2 separate regions of the Homo sapiens genome follow, and region 1 is linked to region 2. The links are chromatin loops, found by intact Hi-C in ENCODE. Cell type or tissue: IMR-90. All regions are shown on one strand.

Region 1 (2,500 bases), 670 kb before region 2:
TATACGTGTACACCGGAGAGAGGGTTGTGAATTAGTGTAGGCTAGAGCTCTGCTTTTGACTGAACATTAGAGAGCAGACTGGAAATAGATGACCCAGAACAAGGCAGTAAATCATCCACATTAACTGAGAAACTAATGAAAGGACTGAAATTTATACGAAGAATTTATGGCCACTCATGAAATCAGCCCAAATCAGAGGAACTATTAGAACACTTTTATGTTTTAAGAAAATGGGTACTGTGTTCATTTGCTGTAATTTGCATGTAGTCAGAGTGCCCTGACATGATAAATACTGGCTTTGGTGGACAGGATTTTACAGCAGAGCTTTGCACTCCATGAGCCAATGTTTCTTGCATAAATGACTTGATGATTTTAGTGTCTAAAATATGTTCAGAAAACTGTTGAAAGGCCACAGGAAGCTTTGCGATGATAACTATTCTGGAATTGGTGCCCTGGGGTGTACCCGATATGTGTGTGCTTGCTTATGTGGGCAAAAGAAAGAGGAGAAAAAGAGGAGGCAGATGGGAGGAGTGTTGGTAAAAATGAAACTGCAGATCACTCAGAATGGAAGTATTAAAAGGGCAACAAATGAAGATAAAATGATGCTTGCAATTATGGTTTATAAAGAGAAATAGGCCATATTGAGTACATAATTTTTCTTTTTTCTCCTCTGCAGCTGATGGATTAAATGAAATAAACTAATCTGCAGAAAATCCATGTATCTAGGTTGTTGTCAGTCGACCTTAGAGAAAATTAAAACTTGCGCAGATTTCTTACTACTTTCTACTTAAATTTTTCTACTTGAAACACTTTTCTCAAAATACTTGTATGTGTACTATTTTATCTTAAAATTTTTTTATCTTAAAAAATTCAGGTAACTTCAATACCTAACTACTGAAGCAGCAGATAATTTTACTCATAAAAAAATAAAAATGACAAACACGACATTCTCCCATAATTTCTTCAGCAGTAACTTCTCCTTCCCTAAGCAATAGCCCTTATTTGACTTTCAGGACTTTATACTTCAGGTGTGGACATGGAAAAAGTAAGTTTTAAGTTTCCATCATCATTAGCTTTTGATAATTCTGTTCATTAGCAGTACCCTGAGCCAGAGGAGTAAGCAGAAAAAACTGACTTCTCTACTGGAGTATCAGATAGATCATTACACCGTGAAGAACAAGGACAGATCTCCAATGAATCCAGCTAATACTGAAAACATATCTGCAGCACTGAGCTCCAAACTGACAGCGTCTACTCTAGTGCTTGACCCTGTTCAGCAAACTTGGGTATTATTCAAGGTGGCACTTCCCTGGTTTGACAGATCACTGTGCTCTGAAAGCCTTAAAACATGCGCTTGAGTTGTAGAGGTTATCCACTGTATTTTGTTGCCTTGATAAAAATGGGTTCAGAGAATTGAGTGAATTTATAGGACAGGGGTTCAAATGTGCTGACCTTCTATTTCCAGAGAAAGCCTTTGTTTTTTTTTGTTTTTTTTTTCTCCCCACTACCTCTCCTCTTTGTTTTGTACTGCCCTCTCCTGGCTAATAAATTTCTTAGTAATGAATATTTAGAGAAGCCAAGTGGCGGAAACACTGGGGGCTGCTATCATTTCTACTTTCCGTTAGAAATTTCAGATTTTATTATATGAAATGCAGAGTTGACATACAGTGATTAATTCAGATGTGCATAGATACAAGATTGCTGAAATGATATCAATTGTTGTAGAAATATCTGTATGAGAGTAATTTGGTCATTTATATGGACTTTGCAATGTTTATGAAAAATGATTTTGCAGTTTATTGCATCATTAGTCAAATTTTCTGAGTCATTGATGTGAAAATCCACTGTTATTGGAAATAATCTGGAAACTTTCTCTCTACGTTTATATTTTACAGTGGCTGCTAATTTACAGAAGATTGTAGATGATCCCAAAGCTTTAAAAACATTGACATTTAAGTTGGTAAGTGGAAAGTTATGGAAAGAAGGAGGTAATATTTTGCCATGCTGTGCCAGCAGGGAATAATAATCTAGTTTAATAACCTACTCTGTAATTTTGCTGTTGTTGTTTTCTTTTAGAATCAATTTTTGCATTTGGAAGCATTTGACTCTGCAGCGTTAGGGAACGTTTTCTGATTGTGACTGGAAGTGTCCTCTTCTATGAGCATAGCTTTTTCTTATCGTCACACCTTTGACTAAGAGCGGCCATATAAGAATCTTGAAGCCTAGATCATTTTGCTTGCAGTTTGTATTGCAACTTGACCATAAAGACAAAATTACACTGAATTCAAAGCAACACTCTTAATAAAGCTTTCCTAAGACAAAAGCCAAGTGGTTCTAACTTTTAAAAATAGAGGCTGATTGTTGTAGAAATGGTTTAGGTAATTGGAAGCAATTGTAGAACAACTCACCAAAGGCTGGCGGACAAAGACACAACAATTTACTTCCACATTTCAAATCAACAGTAACAGATTTTTGTAGAAAGGAGATATTTCAACAGTTA
Region 2 (2,500 bases):
GCTCCAGAAAAGTGTAGCAAGCCTCCCACGCGGGGCTTCAGACACCTAAAAGTCGCCACTCCCCCAAGAGTAACCTCCACCCCCACCCCCACCCCCAACTTCTCTTTCCTCCTTTTCTTCAGCAATGTGGACCAACAGTTACTTTTCCCTCTCTTCCCTTCCCCTCCGAAGTCCCCGGGGCAAAGTGGGACTTTGGGGAGCCTCGTGGAACGCGCCTCTCCCCTGGCGCGCCAGGTCCACAGCTCCTTTTAATCACCGCAATAAAGTTCAATTTGCTCGGCTCTTTACGAGCCACGGTGGACTTTCCCGTGCGCTCCGTGCGTTCTACCTCCCGCCGAGCCAACAGCATCCTACTCACTCCAGCCCAGCTTGGGTCCTTGAAGGACGTCGGGCCACGCAGAGGGGACCCACTGTTCTCGCTGCAAAGTGCCCCAAGCCGCGCGCGCGCACACACGCATCCACATCCACACTCACACAATGCCATCCCCGCGCTGTCAAAGTCTGTGAGCGCGGAAGGGAGAACGCACCAGCTGGAGCCGCACGGGCGCGGGCAGTAGCACAGCCCAGCGTCGGGACACGCAGTCCGGGTCCCAACACCTTCGTCGGGATGCCCCGGCCACCACGCGCCTCGTAACCCCCAAAGACCACGCCAGCCGTCCCGGGGGCGTCGCGGGCGCTGCCGGACAGAACCTTACCCGCGGGGCGCGTGGTCTCCGGCCGCTGGGCTGGCGCGCGGGCCACAGGGACGCTGCAGCCAGGGTCCCGAAGATGCTGCTGCTCCGCTGCCGCTGCCCCGATCCCCGGCGCCAGCATCACTTCTCTGCCGCCCCCGCCTCCTCGTGCTCCGCTCTCTCGGCCGCCCCTCCCCGGCGGCCGCCTGCAAGACCGGCAGCGCCGGCGGCGCGGCGGGGTGGGCAGCAGCAGAGGCGGCGGCGGCGCCCGCGCGAGCTCGCCCAGCTGCACTAGCCGAGCAGCCGCGGCGGCAGCCGAAGCACCCGAGCCCGGCTGCGCTTCCCCGGCGATGGCTCTGGCCTCGGCGACTGACAACGCCCGGCAGCCAATCGCTGCCTCGCCCCGCTCGGCGGGGGGAGACCAATCAGAGCGGAAGGCCCAAGGTTTTCCTCCGCCTTTGCTCAGCGGGCTTGTTTCCGGGAGAGGCAGCGACGCTGCTGGGGTTTGGGATGGGGGAGGCGCGGGAGGGGCGCAGGATGGGGGACTCGTGGCCCCGGAGCCTTAGGTGAGGAGGGAAAGCCGGGCCCGCAGGGGTGGGCCTGGGGCGCTTTCTGACCGCCAGGAGCCCGCGGCTTGGCAGGAAAGGGCGCCGCGGGGTGACTTTGTCCCCAGAGCCTCGTCCCTGCGGTTCAGCGTCTTGGCATCGCTGGGGCGAGGGGGGAGCGGGGAGGGGTCGCGGGACCCGAGTACGAACGGCGCGGCTGGAGAGCGAATCCCAGGAGGTGGTCGCCGCCTTGAAGGAATCACGCGAACAGTCACCAGACAGCGCCCCCGTCCTTCTCCCTTTGGCAGCTGAAAAGAGTACTACTTCTTAGGCTTCGAACCACTCCTCATAGTAATCAGCCACGAAGTGTCCCCAGCTAGCAAAGAGGCACACGGAGAAATGTCGGAGTTGTAGGCAGAGTGGACCTTCCCCGTCTTCCCTCCAAATAAACGCCCCTCACCTCCCCACCCCAAACGCAACAAACAAACAAACAAAAAACCTTGAGAATGGGGAAAGATAATTTAAGCAGCCACCCTAATTGGTTGGCTTCCTTTTTTTCCTTTTTCTTTGGATAATCAAGTCTGAATGTTCTAATAGTTTTTTTTAATGTGTGTTTGACTCAAACACTAGCGAAGTAATGTTATTTAGCAATAAAAGAAAAAGAAAACAAAAGCCACAAAATGTTTTTCTGCACCACTCTCCCCTAAATTGTAATGATCTTCCCTTATGGAACATTTTTAGTTTCTTTAGTACAAATATGTCTGAATGGCTCAGAGTTCTACCAATAAGTTTATATTACAATGTTCTAGTAAAAAAAAAAAAAAAAGTTGTACATGAAGGTTGTAATAAGCTTGGGACCTTCCCAAAGTGACCCTCTGATAAATAGTCATACCCACCTCACAACGTTGTTGTGAGGGTCAAAAATCAAGTGTGTATATCAGCTACATAGTTGACAAATTGCTGGAATTCAATGTGTCTTAGCTATGATGCTGAAGCTCTTCTTGCTAATTGTATTTTTAAGGGATCCTTTTTGTTTGCAATAATAATCACCCTTTTCTTCACTTACCTTACTCTTTAAAAACTCCATATATCCTGTGATCACCAAAACAAACCCTGTCTAAATTTTATTAGCATTATGAGGAAAATTTGATTGCAAAATAGATGTGTATTGCCATCTTTTAGTACTATAGAAATTATGTGCATATCATCACTGTTTTTTCCAATTCTCTTATGCCTTCCTCCCCTTCAGTAATTTGACCAATGTAGTTTGGGAGCCAGATGATC

Evidence for each region. A loop is a pair of places that touch in the nucleus more often than their neighbours do. Peaks named below come from ENCODE experiments on the same cell type or tissue, not always from the same donor. Only the 100,000 strongest peaks of a DNase experiment are listed, where the experiment ranks them.
Region 1: it touches region 2 in a loop (2.6-fold over the local background); 2 of 110 quality-filtered maps call a loop at or near these places.

What each region holds. Positions count from the first base shown.
Region 1 is chr2:167,964,122-167,966,621 of GRCh38, reverse strand. STK39 (serine/threonine kinase 39) reads left to right here. Exons shown (of 18, transcript NM_013233.3): 17 at 1,896-1,960. Among named protein-coding and RNA genes, the nearest start is that of B3GALT1-AS1, 24 kb to the right of the region's middle. In IMR-90, a CTCF peak has its summit at 1,532 (motif pointing left); no DNase peak of the experiment used is centred here; H3K27ac peaks cover 328 bases.
Region 2 is chr2:167,291,530-167,294,029 of GRCh38, reverse strand. B3GALT1 (beta-1,3-galactosyltransferase 1) reads right to left here and starts at 1,029. Exons shown (of 5, transcript NM_020981.4): 1 at 696-1,029. RefSeq lists a silencer at 865-914 and an enhancer at 1,150-1,763. In IMR-90, CTCF peaks have their summits at 890 and 1,502; a DNase peak (open chromatin) is centred at 1,049; H3K4me3 peaks cover 1,678 bases; H3K27ac peaks cover 531 bases.